Linked DNA regions of Homo sapiens: all the other regions are linked to region 1. The links are chromatin loops, found by intact Hi-C in ENCODE. Cell type or tissue: B cell. All regions are shown on one strand. Each heading gives the region's core, and the rest is flanking DNA. Links, peaks and the distances in the headings are about the cores only.

Region 1 (5,954 bases), core at 803-4,802:
TTAAAACTCTTCATGCCAGTGCAGTATTACAGTCTTGTTTTCATTCATTTCAATGGATAATTCAGGAAGTAATTTAGAAAATAAATCCCCACCACTTTAACTCCTATTAAAATCAAATCAATAGACCTTATAGGTGAGACACTAGCTCAGGGTACTTTCTCCAGTACTGGTGGGAATGAACATTGATACAACTTGTGTAGGCAGTTTGTACACTTTCTCAAAAGGTGTATGTATTATACACATACCCAGGAATTTCACTTTCAGGATGTTAGCCTTTTGATAGGCTCATCCATGCGTAACATGACATCTTACAAAGATATTCACAGAGCATTGTTAATAACATTAAAAATGAGAAACAAATGTCGCATAATAGCGGACCAGCTAAGTGATAGTATACCCATACGATGGGATACTATCCCGCTATTTTTAAGCAAAAGCAGCTTTAAATAAGTGGTTAGGAATGATGTCCAAGATACAATGCTACTTGAAAGTAAAGGCATGTAAGCCTGTTTATGTTTTTGTATTCTTAGACTGCTCCTGTAAGAATACCTAAGAAACTGGCAAGGCGTTGCCTCCAAATTGGAAAACAGAAGTGAGAAATAGACTGACTTCCTGTATCCTCTTTTGTACCTACTTAGTCTATTTCAAAAACTAACAAACTTTAATTTCAAAAGCCAAATACTAGAGAAGGGTTTATGACAAAGCAAAATTCCTTTGTTCCATCCCTAGTCCCCCTCCCCAGTGGTAACCACTTTAGACAATTTTACATCTCAAATAATATGTTAATTTTGCTATTTCTTGGATTAACAATTCTGTATTACCTATTTATTTTATGTTCTAATAGTTGAAGACTTAGCTCGCCTATAACCCCGACCACTTCCTCTCCTGTCCTTTTAGTAAAGTTATATTATGTGCTAGTTCAGGATACAGCAGGTAATGCTGCAATGACAGACAACCCCAAATCCCAATGGCTTCTATCAAGAAAGGTTTGTTTCTCACTCATGGGACTTGTCTATTACAGGTCCATGGGGGACAGGAAGAGGCATAATCTGTACACTGTAATTATTCAAAACCCAAGGCTGATGGAAGAGCCACCATCTCACATAATGCCAGTCGCCTTCTAGAAGAAAGATTGATCCCACTGGTAATGAAATGCTAGCCCTGGAAGTGATTCCCATCACTTTGGTTCACAACTCAGTTACCAGAACTAATCTCATGGCCCCATCTAACCAGAGAGGGTCAGGAATTATCCAGAACAAAGGAGAACCAGAAATATCTTGGCAAGTGGCACTAATGACTAACATAGTTACCTTTGCAGCTAGACATAAAATAGTTAAACCTCTTTTTCTTGTTCTATCAATGTTAGGCATCATTTCCGGACTCCTCATTTTGTAAGATGCAATTGTTACTGTTACTAGCAGCTTCTTTGCCTTCTATCTTTCCTCCAGCTTTGGTTCCTGACTTCTTTCAGTTCTACTTTTCCCCACCCCAAACCTTTTTTTATTTTTTGTTAGGTTTGCTAACTCTCCCATACATTTCAGTAACCATAATCAGCTCTCTTATGCTCTGCAATTCTATGACTATATAAATATTATTTACTGCAGAGCCAAGCAATGTGCTGCAGTTGTTTCTTTCTTAGTGCATCTAATGTTACAATCTCTGGTGCCACCCTAGGGAATTTTCAGATGGATTCTCCTACACTCCATAAACTTCAGTTTTGCTTTGTATTTGCACTGAAATTTAAAAATCAATGGGAGCGTTGGAAGATGCAGCTGAAGAAATATGGGCCACATAAAGTATTAATGCGCCATGGGAGCCACAAAAGGCCCATGTGCCACCATAGAGCTAACACAGCCTCCATCGGCTGGAGGCTAGGACATCTGAGGCTGAACAAGGGACAGCTCCTGCAGGAACTGAAGGCAGAGCTTAGCATATGGGCCCAGGAGCCAGCACAGGGAACGCAGCCTCGTGCCTGCTCCTCACTGCCAGCCTGTGCTGGCCTCCTCTAATTGGATTGAGTGTTCTGTCATTTTCCCTCAGATGCACTGTGTGGAGAAGGGCCACATGTGCATTCACAGTAATGGTCTCCAACCACTATCCAGTTGGGACACTTTGGGGGCACTATGGAGGTCAGAAACAGCCAAAGGGCAACATGTTTTATTTTGTTTTTTAATGGAATCAGAATCAGAAGTATTAGCACCAATATAGGCTCTGTGCCAGGCACAGTGGTGGCACCCACCTGTCATCCCAGCTACTCAGAAGGCAGGAGGATCACTTGGGCCCAGGAGTTCTGGGCTTTAGTGCACTATGCCGATCAGGTGTCTGCGCTAAGTTTGGCATTAATATGGTGGCCTCTCTGGAGAGGGGGACCACCGGGTTGCCTAAGGGAGGGTGAGCAGGCCCAGGTAGGAAATGGAGCAAGTCAGAGCTCCTGTGCTGGACAATAGTGGGATCAGCCACTGTACTCAGACCTGGGGAACAACATAGTGAGACCTCGTCTCTAAAAAAAAAAAAAAAAAAAAAAAAAAGACAAAAGACAAACGAAAAAGCTCCGTGTGTGTTTATTGGGACAGAAGTGAAGGGAAGCAATGGTTAGAGATTATCCAGTCTGACCCGCCCATTCCACAGATGAGACAGTCGAGGCCCAAGGAATGGGAGGGGCATCTCCAGGTTCTCCAGCATCACAAGCTACTCCCCAGCTCTGCACCAGCTTCCCACATCAGTGACCCCTCTCTCCCTGCCAGCGCCTCCCATGTCAAAACAGCTCAGAGGACGGAAAGCTGGAGATGCTGGACGTGCAGAGACCCACCACCTGCCCGCTGTACAGAGCGAGACACTCCTTAGCTTACACAGCGAGTCGCCGTCAGAACCAGGGCCAGAGGGTCGCCCTGTGAACTGAGACCAACCCTCTCCCCTGCCCTGCCTCCCTCTCGCCCTTGAGTTCTCAGATGTAGGAAGGCAGCTCTACCCTGCTGGCCCCAGAGCGGTCACCGTCCATGGCCAGGAGCCAGCTACGTCCTGTGTGCCCTCCTCACTCTCCGTCCTTCCCTGCAGACGGGAAGAACGCTGGCATCAAACACAGTAGGAGAAGCAGTGATGGCCGTCCTTGTACCGAAGGAGCCATTCTTAAACCACGCTGCTAAAGCCACTTTAAAGGCTTTCAGAGCTCTGGGGCAGGGAGAAGGGCCATCGCCCTTCCTTAACAAAGTCACCTTTCACAACCTCCAGATTCTCCAGGCAGGCGTTTTTGGCTGGCTCTTTGGGAAGATCTTATGTGTGGACCACCATCGCCCTCTTGTGGCCTGTAGGCGAAGTGCTTTACGGTCTTGCTCAGAGAACAAAGGCCGTCAGTCTCCCTCCCTTCTCCTGTCTCTGGCACAGGAAGGGGTGGCTGCGTCAGTTTTTCATTCTGGGGGCCTTGGCCTTGGCTGTTGGAGCTTGATAGACTAATGAGATGTACATCAGCTCAGGAAACAGCTGCTGAGTGCCTGACGGAGGGGTTGAGTCAGAAGGAATGAAGTGAAAAATTGATTTATGTCAGAGGCTTTGGCAGGCATTTGTCTGAAAAATCACTAGCCGCCAGCGCTGCTCCAGTGCTCATGAGGCCGCGCATGAGTGTTCACACCCCCTCAACACCCACCCCACCCACCCCGCACCTCCGCTTTCACTGAAACCTTACTTCAAGGCCCAACTCTCACGCCTCCTCCTCCAGGAAGCCCAGCTTGCTCTCTGCAGCTCCTGAGACTCCAAGAAGAGCTTGCGGCCCACCCCTCTGCTTCCTCCTCTGCTCTGGTTCAGCCTCTGCCACGGTCGGAGCCAGCCGGGACTGTGGCCAATGTCTGCTCAACCTTTGAATCTCTGAGGACAGAGGCTGCATCTTGTGCTCCTAGAGTCAGGCCAGGCCCAGCCCTGAGTGGCTGAGTCTGTTGAATGAGAGAGGTCACTTCAGCCCAGTCATCGCCTCCGAAACCCACACCAAGCCCAACAAGAGATTCAGGCCCCTCTGGAGAAGGTGGGCTTTGTGGGTGCCCTGGCTGGCAGGGCTTTGTGACAGGTTTGAGGATGGGGCCATAGCAAGGGATGAACTGAACACTGACCCCCCCCCCAGTGCTTGTTCCTTCACTTACTTTTCCAACCTCCACTTCCCCAAGGAGTCCCAGGCAATGCCTGTTCAGCTGGTCTCTCCTGGGGCAAGCCTCTGAGGAGGAAAGAGTCCGCTGGACCTGGGGTTGGCTCTGGGGCAGTTATCTTGGTCCCTCCATTTCCTCATCTACCCAATAGCAGCAAAGAATATTGATTGGCATGGTTTGGGAACATGAACAGAGATGACTGCTGAAAACCCATGAGCACCACGGTGAGTCTTTCTGATCATTTCTGGGTTCTGAGCACTGGGTAGGCTGTTCCCACCACATAATCCACTCAACCACTGCTGCAACGGGATGGAAGAGTGGTCCAGAGCCTGGGCCCTGAAGCCAGACTGCTTGAGCCTGAATTCTTGCTCTGACACTTATCAGCTCTGGCACTATCTGCATAGTACCTTAAAAAAGGGAGATAACCATAGCACTCACCTCATAGAAGTATTGTGAGCAGGAAGTGAGTTAACACATCTAAAGGAATTAGAGCAGTGATTGGAGCGTGGGAAATGCTCAGGAAAGTAAGCCCTTGCTGCAGTATTGCATGGAAGCTGCTTGTCTTGAGGTCATCTCCTCCTGGAATGGTGTATCACAAAGACAGATCCGAGTTGCATTTTACATAAAAATCGATCTTTCTAATGCACACACTCGGCATTAGCTTCTTCATTCTGAGGTCAACATGCCACTGGTGTGAGGAAAAACCTAGTGTTTTAAAGACATTTGTTGATCTAATGTCTAATGAATTAATTAATTACTAGGTTGTATTTTTCCTACACAGATTTGCACTACGTGCATGGATGAGGAAGCATGAGGATGCAGTAACCTACAACTGAAATATTGGGCCTGATCTCCAACCCAGGACTATGCCAAGCAGAGGCTAGTGGCAGATATGGGAGCCATATACCCACCGAGAACCCTGAAGACCTTCATGCCAAGCCAGGACCATTTAATGTTTTCATTAATGGCTTGAAGGATGGAATCGAGACCCAGCTAATCAGATTTCTGGATGATAGGAAGCTGGAAGGGATCTTAGCTACTTTGGAGGACAAGATTAAAATGCAATCCAAGCTTGACGAATTGCAGAGATGGACCTAAATCAATAAAAAGAGCAACAATAAAGATAAATGCAAGCTGCTTGGAACAGAGCTGAGAAAATTATCCGGGTACCACATGGTGATGAGAGAAATGAGTTTTAGGGAGCCAGGAGGAGGTACCTGGATGTAAATTGATCAAGTCATGGTGTCTGTAAAGTGGAGGCACAACTCTGTCACCTGGTGGATCCCAAACTTCAATAAGCGTAAGACTATAGCTCAGAGAGCTTTGAAAATGCGGATTTCCAAGCCACAGGCCTGAGACTGTGATTCAGTAGTTGTGTAATGGAGCTAAGAAGATTCTAGTGTAGGTGGCCCATGGGCAGTGCTTTGAGAAAACCGGCAGGGTAAAGATGTAGCCTCTGACCACACCATTATTTCCTAAATGTTTACTATGTGGAATGTTTATCCCATGGGATTTTCTGTAAGAAGTGAGTCCATGGTCAAATATGGGAATGTTCTCTGTCCAAAATTTAAAAAAAAAAATCACAAGGCAAGTGAGCACACCAGTGACCCCAACATTTTCTGCAATCAAATAAACTGCACAACTTGGTTCAATCCAGAGTTTCCCAAACTTTTTGATTAGGGACTCATTTTTTCATGTAACATTCAAAAACATCTTGTGCAACACCGTTCAGAAAATTCTGAATTTTCTGAATTCAGCTGGAATTTGACAGCATTTAAAATGCTGCTCTGTCTCCTAACTACCCTGGATGTGAACTTTCCTTTA
Region 2 (5,514 bases), core at 466-4,465, 480 kb before region 1:
AACTGTTTATGTTATCAGTAAGGCTCTGGTCAACATAGTTAACCCAGCTAAATTTTGGGGGAGGCCAAAGTTATATGTGGCTTTTTGACTGTATGGGGATGTCAGCACCCCTAACTCCCACATTGTTCAAGGGTATTTTTATGTGCTTACCCATTTTCCATCATAAAATGCATTGTCCTGTTTTATAATCATTAAAAAAAATAGTTAATTCCACCAATTTTACCGATATTCTGGTCTTGCAGGATAATAGAGACTTTATCCTAAAGCTTGAGGTCAGTTCTTAGCTGTTATTCTACTGACCGTCATAGCTTTTAACCACCTACTATTTCTTAACACATCCTTGACTGCCATGGATTTGCACTTTTGTTGTTCTTTCACATCTCGTATTTCTCTTTCTCCCTGTATATGTCCTAATTTTGTGTTTCTAAGGCTTCATCTTTACCCTTCCCTCTCTTGGGGACTACTCTGTACATAGGCTAGGGGATCTCAAGTGTACCATCTGTGACCTTGGCAGCAAGTCCAATCCCTGAATCATGACACACAAGTCGTGGCCTCTTTAAGGAGCATCAGGAGCCAAGGTGGTCCTCTGTAACACACGTGTGCTCTGGCCTTTCCACATCAGAGTATTTTGAAAGATAATGTAGGGCCAAGTGAAGAGATGGGACTGGTCTTAACTTCTCTGAGCCTCTGTTTCCTCATCTGTAAAATTGTATGTAGGGTTAGGATGAAACTGCAAAGAGTTAAAATATTTAAAGTGCCCAGTGTGGTACCCACATGCAACAGCTGCTCCAGGAATGTTCTTTCCCTTCCTTTTCCCCTTCCTCCATTTCTACCATCTGCCAGGATATGAGATTGACGATCTTCAGGGCATATTGTCTGTGGCTTTTATTATATACATCTATTAAAGATCCAGTTAATCTATTTTGGTTGCCATCAAAGCAAAGGATTACCATCAAAATGTCTATTTATGCAAACAGAATGGAGTAGTTTATTGATCCGCCAATTAGTAGTGTTCTACTATTTTAGTCTAGTCTTAGCTTTTGGGAGTTTCTCCTGCAGTTAGCAGAATGTCAGTGAATAAACAAATAAAATACATGTATTGTGTGGGATTAAAACAGTAGCAAAAGGGATTATTGAAATTACTCAGTCCCACTTTTATGGTTTTTCTAATGCTTGTTTTAGCTGTTTTTATCTAAACAGCTGTTTTAGCTGTTTGAGGGAAGTGAAGTCCTGGAATCTCTCTGCCTCAACAATGTACACTAGAGTATTGAAAACAATTATGATTTATCTTGCCAGAAGATACTTTTCTTTTCCCACCTTGATAACCCTTGGTGTTAAAGTGAGAGACAATATGGTATAGTGGAGAGTGTTTTAGACTCAGATTTGCATTTAGGCTTCATAAGAGTGGGAAATCATTCCTTTTTCATACAGCTAGTATGATAATTAAGTCAGTTAACACCTATGGTAGCTTTTTTTTTTAAGTACTAGCAATATAAGCCATTATTATTTCTTAGGCTGATGCAACAAATAATCCAGAAATATCTGACTCTAGTCTTTCTTGATGTAGTTAAATATTTATTTTGTTTTCCATGGTGTTTGCCCTTTAAGCAATAACAATAAAAGAAAAAGAGATAATTATCTTTAAGAGAAATTAGCATCCAAAACGCCTCAGCTACTATATCTTTTGTCACTTAGCTAGTGCATGGCTTACAGTGGATGTTCAATACATGTTGAGCATCCACTGTTGAATGAGGAATGAATGGAATAGATTTATCCCACCCTTAAGATAGAAGGATAGTCATGGTGACTTTTTAGCAGAGAGAACCACAATTCGCTGACCACTCTTAAAAAGCATCTGTGAAGCCGTGATCAACTAGGGCTAGGGCTCTCCATACACTGTGTATGATATATGTTATTAGGTTTCAGATTGGCTTGTATTAGTTCTAACCAATCGGTACATTTTAATTAATGAAGTTTAACATTTGTTGAGTACTTTGTAGTTCATGAAGCACTTTCGTGTCAATATGTCCTAGAATATTATGGAGTCTTACTGATCCTATATAACATAGATGAGGAAATAAAATTTAAAGAAATTAAGTAACTTGTTTAAGGTAACATAGAAAGCGAGAAGCAGAATCTTGCTGTGAACTCAGGTCATCTGGGTCCAAGCTCAGGGCACCATGACCTGAGACTCCTGCCCTGGCCGCTGCTACTGTGGTGCTTAAGCGTTTTGCCTCTGAGTTTCTGCAGTGCCTAGGATGAGATACTGGGAGGCAATTTGGTTTTGGAGGTGCGGAGGGGGAAGCTGGCTGTTCCACAGTTGCTTGCTGAGCCATCTGCTCTCTCTTCCTCTTCAGAAATGATGCATTTGTTACTGTGGGCTGCTTTTGCTGAATACTTGGATTATGTCACTTTCTCTGTTTGTCACATGTGGGGCATTTGGTGACATGCAACTCAGCCTACATTGGTTTTCCTACGTAATGTGATGGGTACAGGCACATTTGCTTTCATTTCAATGTCTGAACAATTTTAATGCCATTTAGACAAGAGTCACATGTCTGTGCAACAATAGAAGACTTCTCACTTTCAACTTCCTTTTTTTGTACAGTGCTAATAGAAATTGGGGGGAAAATTACATACACACATGTGCACACACATACGACACAAACAAACCAAAGGATCCTATCGATTAAGTTGGACACTGGTCAACTGTGTCATGGAGTTTTGTACTAGTAGCAGTACTTGTGTGTGCAGGTTTATCTGTTACAATTTAGTATCCAAATCTGTTCATGTTTAGTAATAATTATTAACAATTATCCTGGAATAATTTGTAAGTGAACCGGTGGTTGCAAGGCTTATGTGTGGGTGGGAGAATTAATTTTTATCTCTGTGGGAATATTTGGTAAGATGATTAGGAAGCAACAGACTTAGGTTAGTGCTGCTGCTGATTTGCTTTATGGCCTTGGGGAAGTGATTTCACCTCTTTAGGCCCAGTTATTCTGTCTATAAAATGATGAGTACAAAAGGTCTCTGATAATTCCAGCTCTGTGGATCTATAATTAATTGACCTTGTAATATATAGGAATTAGAGAAGACATACATGGGGTATATTTTCTGAGAATAGAGAAATGGCTTCAAACATTCTGTTTTTTTCTTTGTGAGTAGAAAGAAGAATTATAGGAGAGGTGTCAGGTTGCGCAGATATCTCTGAGCGTGGCTAGGGTATGGAGCTTATTGTTTAGATATAATGTCTATATAAGCAACATTTTGTCAAACAAAAGACTGAAAAATTCTTTTTTTTTCATTCATTTTCATTTCTGAGAATGTTGAGTGCCTTCATGGTTTATTAGGGTATTTAGAATCCCACAAAACTTGATGGGTGGTAACTTATCTCAAGTTGGATTTATTAAGTTCTTCGCTGTTCAAATATATAGTGAGTGCTTACTATGCACCAACCACTGTACTTGATGCTGGAGGTTCAAGGGTGAATTTAATTCATTATTTGACCTCAAGGGATTCCTAATCTGATGACAAAGGCAGGTCTGTAAACAGTACAAGTGCAATAACAAGAAGAATGTACAAATTAACATGGTTGGCAAGGAAGAAGGAGGAAGCAACCTGCTGGGAAAGACTGATGAAGAAAAGATAACACAAAGTAGATCTTAAATGATGGGAAGATTATTTCCAGGTGGAAGTAGTATACGAAGGACAGGCTAAGCCAAAGGAACAAGAGATAGGAAGATACAGAGGTGTGAAATGCATGTGCAATATTGGGCAGTAACAAATAGTGTAGTGTGGCTGGAGTATGCATGAAATGTAGGTTGACTAGGCTGGAGAGAGAGTTTAGAGCCCAAGTGTGAAGAACCTTGATGCCAGTCTAAAGAGTCTGAGTTTTGCTCTATTTCTGGCAAAGGACTTTAAACAGTAGAGTGGCATGAGTGGCTTTTAATGTACCAGTACTGCTTCATTACATACAAGATCTTGGCATGTTCACTGAAGAAGTCTAGGTCAAATGAATTACACCTAGAAGTTTGGTTTAGGTTCTGAATTTATTTTTTAATGGTCTCCTTTTAGGAAAACTGTCTAGGTGTTTTTGATATGCTCTTGCCAGTAAGCAGGGAGGGTCTTATTGGTGGTATCTGTCTGATGTGTCTGGACAGGAAAGGGGAATTTTGTTTTAACTAATGTAGTGGGAATAAGACAAATAAGGTGAGATAAAAAAGGTTCAAAGTCAAGGCAGGTCCTGCAGGAATTTCCTAAGCCAAACAACAGGCAGAGAGATAACAGCTTAGAAGAGGGCTACTGTTAAGTAGTAAGTTAAGGACTAATAATTATAGCCTCACAGTGAATAATATTTTGAATAGGATTCATCTGGAAGACCAGAAAATATGGTTCTCTCCGGCTGGTCATAGGTGAGAGAATAGGGAATCAGTTCTCAGTACTTTCAAGAGTATTGGGAGGTCTTCTGATCACCTATTCATTAGATCCGTGGCAGTTGCCTATGCCTTCTGGGTTGTGATCTTTTCATAGATGGTATGTGCAATTCACCACTAGGAGGGTTGGCTTCTGCCTTGAGTGAGCATAATTACTGTTATAGAAAATGTGATAGGTATATTTGTTGCTTCTGTCTACCCAGTACATCTTTCCCCTTCTAGTAAAGTTATCCCTTTTCCTTTGAGAAGTTGCCCCATATCTATTAAATAGTGAAGCTCAAAAACATTGTTTCTCTGCTTTTCTGGTCAAGGGATGAGCACAGAAATCAACATAGGCCAATCAGACTCTCTTTGGAATTCTGAATCTTGAGAGAAGTCTTCCAAGTATGGAATGCCGTTGGAGCTCAGTCAGCCCATTTGCAATGCCCTGCCAATGCGATGTTTGGAACTGTTTGGTTCTAATTCTCCCTGGTGGCCTGTGTGTTACTTGGTTCATTGAATCTATGATGCTTAACCAATTAATTACTTTTTCTTGCATGCCTAAGTGCTAGAAGTCGCTTTCTGAGCTTCTGACAAAAGAGTCTCAACTATTGCAGAAGTTGGTACCAGGAGTCCTTCAAGTCTTATACATTTTCCTTATAATTTATCCTACTCTTTTTAAAATAACTTTTGTAAGAAAACATAATAAAGGTATAAATTCAGCAATGCATTAATCAGTTTCTCTCTCTTTTTTTAAGAGCTCTTATCTCCATACTACATCAACAAAGAAATTTCCATCTTCCCTTCCTTTCCTTTCCCTTCTCTTCCTTTCCTGTCAGATAAACAGAAATTTGGGGTTTCAAGTTTGGGTCAAGAAAGTAGTTGTGACTGAGAAGGCAGCTACAGTTGGTAGAACCTTTGGGGTTGGGATGAAGAAGGAGGTCAGCATTGAGGAGATGGTCAAGACCCATGAGGACCTTGTAGTCCATGGGGCCTGCGGGGCACCGATCAGAGGTAATTGGGTGTAAGAAGGCCTTTTAGATTTTTGTTTGTTGCTAACTATGTATTATTTTAAAATACAGTTTCTATGTGGTGCTGGAAT
Region 3 (5,514 bases), core at 466-4,465, 830 kb before region 1:
TATAGCTTAACCTAATTGTAATACAACAAAACCTGGAGTTCTTAAGAAAGAGTATAATTTCAGATTTGATGTCTTCTGTTACTAAGGTGTATGTATATTGTTAAGTGCTTTCAGATTTGGAGATAATATATGTGAATTCTCCAAGATTCCCTGAATCTTTCCAGAGGCTTCCAGCTCTTAGATCTTACTATCTCTTTCTCCCTTTCTTGGGGAAGAGAGAGCAACACTTAACTTTTGGGACTGACCATTGTGAGCAAACCAGAATGCTCTTTGCCCCCTCTTTGTCTTGAGAATGCATTCTTGGGGTATTTTTGATCTGCGTCCATTGCCATTTCCAACACTTAGACTGGGATATATAAGGCAAAAAGAAAACCCAAGGAACTGAGTACTATTTCTTGGATCCTTAAGTCCTTAGCCAGTCTGCTTTCTTTTATTTGCTTCTCAGGGCCTTATGTTTGTTTATATAATGTCCAGGATTTTTAGCTGAACTTCCTGGGAGAAATAGAGAAAAGTGTCTACTTCATCTTTCTGGAAGCAGAAGTCTATGCCAACAGCATTTAAAAACTCTTTAAAAGACTTTTTTTTACCTGATTTAAACGTTGCCTTTGCATTTTAGTACATAAAAATAAGTTAGTATTTTTATGTCAGCATGGTACATTTTTGGTATACCTTTTCCACCATAAAATAATATTTAATTCTTATTAAGCTTGTAGCAATTTCAAATCAAATGTATGAATGTTTGTATGAGATTCTCTGGGTGTGTCTGCTTGGACAGATCATTGCAAACCTAAATCATCTTACATTGGCTCTTTGCTGAGTGTTTCATAGAAAGAGGATTAGTGCTGCCAGGATCCAGTTTAACATGTCAGAATACCCCACTGGGACATCCTACTTGTTTATAATAGCTATTTCTCAAATCAAGGTTCTAAAAATGGCTTCTCATGAAATGTGATTAATATATTTTTAAGCCTGCAAGCTTAAATATCATAAACTTATCAGGCTCTATTGCACTAGATATGCAATAGATATTGCAATAGATATGCAAATTCATTGCATATCTTAATGCAATGCCATATTTTAAAATATTTTGGAATTTTGAATTATAGAAGACTTTTGAGTGAAAATTCTAACACAAGCCTTTTCTTGGAAAGTCTCTTTTTTTTGGTTTGAAGAAGTTGCTTTACCAAATTTTCTAGTTTCTTTTGTTCCTGAGATTCTTTGGTTCTACTTCCTTTTCCCCAGTTTTTTAGAATTTCGGGGAGTATTTCTAATTTGAAAATCTGAAATGCTCCAAAATCCAAAATTTTTTGAGCACCTACATGACACTCTTGGAGCATTTCAGAGTTTTAGATTAGGGATGCTGCAGCGGTAAGAATAATGCAAATATTTCAAAATCCAAAACACTTCTGATCCCAAGCATTTTGAATAAGAGATACTCAACCTTTATTTCTATATGACAGCTTGGCATTTTAAGTCCATTCTTAGTGACCAGAGTATTTTTTTATTCAGTAATGTTCTGTTGCTTTTTTCAGTGTTATTTTTGAACCTGCTTCTCAAAGTAGTATTTCCCTGGATTCTGAGTAATTCATATTGTTAAGATGCATCTTGAGTCATTGTAGTTGTTTTATATGTAGTTTTTTGAGATGGTTTGAATAAATATGCTCAGATTGGGTGTCTTTCTATCTTTAATTATGTGTCATTACCCCCCATGACACACTGGATGCTCAGGTACAGGAGTTCAAATGTTTGGACCAAATAGTGGCTTTCAAACCATTTTTCATTGTAAGGCAAAGTAAGACATTTTCACTAGTATATACATAATTCTCATTTTTCATTGAATAATACCCTTCTATGTGCACTGCACTCAATTTTATATTCTCTTCTTTTCTTTTTAATACTGGATATATAGATTGGACATAGCATGCATAATCTTGTCTTGCCTCCATCTCTTTCCTATCATTAATAGCATTTTAAGGTAGATAAGACATTTCACAGAATTCAAAATACTGCTCCTACAATTTGAGTGTTTGGCCACAAGGTGTCAGTGGTGTGTCATAGTTTTATAGTACCAGAAGCCTAGAAGAGATTGGGATTTAAGCTCCCTCTGCTTTTTAATGCACATTCATACTTATGTTTTTTTTTAACTTAGAATTTATTAATAGAATAGTTAAGTACAAGCAATTGTAAAGCAGACCGTTTGAAGTCCTTTATATCAAACTTTAAGGAAGTAAACATTTAAAAAATATTTCTTTATATTTGAATTGTTAGTCTTTTCCATTTTGATCTTAAACTTGGTTTTGAAAGAGAGGGTGGATTAGACTTTTTCTGCTAACAGTTTATAAAAATGAATGTCCTGGCTTTCTTTTTTTTGCTTTTCTCTTTTTTTTTTTTTTTGAGATGGAGTTTCGCTCTTGTCGCTCAGGCTGGAGTGCAATGGTGCGATCTCGGCTCACTGTAACCTCTGCCCCCCAGGTTCAAGGGATTCTCCTGCCTCAGCCTCCTGAGTAGCTGGGATTACAGGCGCCCACCACCACGCCCAACTAATATTTGTAATTTTAGTAGAGACAAGGTTTCACCATGTTGGTCAATCTGGTCTCGAACTCTGACCTCAGGTGATCCACCCGCCTCAGACTCCCAAAGTGCTGGGATTACAGGTGTGAGCCACCGTGCCCAGCCTGTCCCTGGTTTTCTTACTTCTGTAGGCCTCAGGTATGTTTAGTTGGATTACTTACAATTTTTAAAAAAATTTGCATTCACTCATTTAGTCCTCAGAGGCCCAGGAAAATTTAAGAATTTGTCATGACTATTTGCCTGCTGTGGTAGTTCTTGCAGGGGTAGTTTTTAAAACCAGATTTAAAGGTATAGACCTGGAAAATCTTAAACAGTGAAACGGCATCTCCCTTCCCCGTGGTTGTTGGCACATCTAATAATTCTTGAGATTTATTATGTTGTAAGCAACCATTTAACCATTTAACCAACCATTAAATCATGTAATCTGTGGGGAAGGATCTGTTTCCTGTAAATCTGGTTGTCTTGATATTCTTCTCCTTAATCTTTTAACATTTGTTTGGTAAAGAATATGCTTGTATGGACATAGTAAACTTGGAAGCCTAAGCAGCATGAATTACCACCTATTTAGCAACATTTGTTTATTTATTGATATATGTTGATTGTGAGGAAAAGAGAAATGAAATAAGATTGTCTTCAAGGGGTTTTCAGTTTAATATTTCATATGTACAGATAACGTAACACAAAGTCATGCCCCGTGCCACATGAGGGGCACTGATAAAATGCTCTTGGAGTTTAGAAAAAAGAATTTTCCATTGATAAAATGCTCTTGGAGTTTAGAAAAAAGAATTTTCCTTTGACAGGGATGGAGTGGAATGAGAGATGACTTTAGAGAAGCGGCATTACGTCCTGAAAAGAAAAGTGCTAAGAGAGAAGCAGAAGTACTAAAGAAAATGGGAAAACAGGAGAAGGAGGTTAGAGAGGAGGGGACTAGGCATTAGTTTTGAGTATTTAAGGTACTTGTTTAGAATTTGAAATGGAGATATTAAGCAGGCAGATGGAAACCTAGGCTTGGATTTTGTACTGGAGCTGGGCTTGTAGACACAGATAAGCGATCAGTTAGAAGTAGTGATCAAAACTGTTGAACTACATGAACTTGTCAGGCTAGAGCAGAGAAGTCCAAAGACAGTCATTGAGACCAGCATCAGTTAATGGATGGGGGAAGAAAAAATGTGAGTCCAAGAGATAAAAGATGAGGAAGAAAAAAATCAGCTTACTAAAAGATGAATGTGATGCCAGGGGGTGGGGAGAGGGGAGATGGGAATCACTACTAATGGGTATGTGGTTTCTTTTTGAAGTGATAAAAAATATTCTGGGGCTGGGCGCAGTGGCTCATGCCTGTAATCCCAGCACTTTGGGAGGCCGAGGGGGATGGATCATGAGGTCAGGAGATTGAGACCATCCTGGCCAACATGGTGAAACCCCATCTCCACTAAATATACAAAAAAATTAGCTGGGCATGGTGATGTGCACTTGTTGTCCCAGCTACTCAGGAGGCTGAGACAGGAGAATCGTTTGAACACGGGAGGCAGAGGTTCCAGTGAGCCAAGATTGCACTAGTGCACTCCAGCTTGGGCTACAGAGTGAGACTCCGTCTCAAAAAAAAAGCTCTAGAATTAGTGGTGATGTTTGCACAACCTTGTGAATATAATTAAAACCACAAAATTGTACACTTAAAAATGATGGGCTGGGTGTGTTGCCTCATACCTGTAATTCCAGCACTTTGGGAGGCTGAGGCAGGCAGATTGCTTGAGCCCAGGAGTTTGGGACCAACCTGAGCAACATGGCGAAATCCCATCTCTACAAAAAATAACAAAAATGAGCTGGGCATGGTCATGCATGTTTGTAGTCCTCACTATTTGGGAGGCTGAGGTGAGAGGATCACCTGAGCCTGGGGAGGTCGAGGCTGTACTCCAGCCTGGGCGACACAGTGAGACCCTGTCTCCAAAAAAACAATGGTGAAATTTATGGTATGCTAATTGTATCTCAGTTTTTTAAAAAAATAAATGTAACAAGAGGCTTAATAATTGATCTTATATACAAGTGAAATAGGCTTAAATATGGAGATGAGAGCCAGAAGAAAACTTTTAATCCTGTAAAATAGGTCCCAGTTTGTTTTTTAAAAAATAAAGGACATTTGTACTTTCTGGTGAGGTAGTTCCTAGATTTATGGAGAGATCCTCAAAAGGATAGTTGATGAAAATAATTTTGTTATGAGACCCTTTCTGGACTTTTTCTGATGAGTCAGAACTTAGCATTTGTTGGGGAGAATAAATGATTAAATCTGTCTACATATCACATTTTATTTAATCATGTCTACCCATTGTAGTATTCTCCAATTACAACAATAAAAATTTTAATAGCACTTTATAATTTTCAAGGTGCTTTTCTGTGTGTATAAATAAAGAGGTATATAAAAATATATAGGGGTAGGTATTTATTAATAATGTTAATTGTATATTGGTTGAGAATTAGTTAAATAATGGAGGTTTTGTTTTTTACCCTGGATAAAACACTTCAAGCTTTGGGTAAGTTTTATATGTAAGTGTAATGGTTTTTGCAACCTTAGAATATAAAAAAATACAAAAAATTTTGCAAATCAGATTTATTTATTGCTGATATACTGTTTTTCACTGTTACTTGTGAAGACTGAAAATACTAGTCATGTTTACCCCACTCTAAAATTAACACCTTGGTAAAGAACCAGCATAGTTCACCTCTATATGTCATGAATTCAACAGCCTAACCCTGAAGTCTCATATCCCATACTGGCTAACAGACAGTGGGGGCAGATCAGTTTCTGCAGCAAAGCAGGGCATGTGGGTCCTCTGACTGTCTGGGTACTTGAGGTGGGGAGGGGAGTGAATTCAGTCTTCTGTTCAGGCTAATGTTTATTCACACCACTGGGCCTTTTTTTTCCCCCGGGATATTGCAACTATTGCATTA

The links. Hi-C counts contacts between places; a loop is a spot of excess contacts. Peaks named below come from ENCODE experiments on the same cell type or tissue, not always from the same donor. Only the 100,000 strongest peaks of a DNase experiment are listed, where the experiment ranks them.
Region 2: a loop joins it to region 1, with 17 times the contacts of the local background. A loop is called at or near these places in 2 of 110 quality-filtered maps.
Region 3: a loop joins it to region 1, with 13 times the contacts of the local background. A loop is called at or near these places in 27 of 110 quality-filtered maps.

What each region holds. Positions count from the first base shown.
Region 1 is chr9:99,182,128-99,188,081 of GRCh38, reverse strand. It overlaps LOC105376174 (a long non-coding RNA gene), which reads right to left and starts at 3,759. Exons shown (of 2, transcript XR_930169.3): 1 at 3,680-3,759; 2 at 2,546-3,488. It also overlaps the pseudogene RN7SL794P. RefSeq lists a silencer at 507-626 and an enhancer at 3,171-3,380. In B cell, for the core only: CTCF peaks have their summits at 3,076 and 3,279 (motif pointing left); DNase peaks (open chromatin) are centred at 1,067 and 3,311; H3K27ac peaks cover 1,580 bases.
Region 2 is chr9:99,657,321-99,662,834 of GRCh38, reverse strand. The region is part of intron 3 of LOC101928438 (a long non-coding RNA gene); the gene reads left to right. Among named protein-coding and RNA genes, the nearest start is that of NR4A3, 160 kb to the left of the region's middle. In B cell, for the core only: no CTCF peak of the experiment used is centred there; a DNase peak (open chromatin) is centred at 2,444; H3K4me3 peaks cover 897 bases; H3K27ac peaks cover 1,604 bases.
Region 3 is chr9:100,007,782-100,013,295 of GRCh38, reverse strand. The region is part of intron 8 of ERP44 (endoplasmic reticulum protein 44); the gene reads left to right. Among named protein-coding and RNA genes, the nearest start is that of ERP44, 88 kb to the left of the region's middle. In B cell, for the core only: CTCF peaks have their summits at 1,836 and 2,038 (motif pointing right); a DNase peak (open chromatin) is centred at 2,045.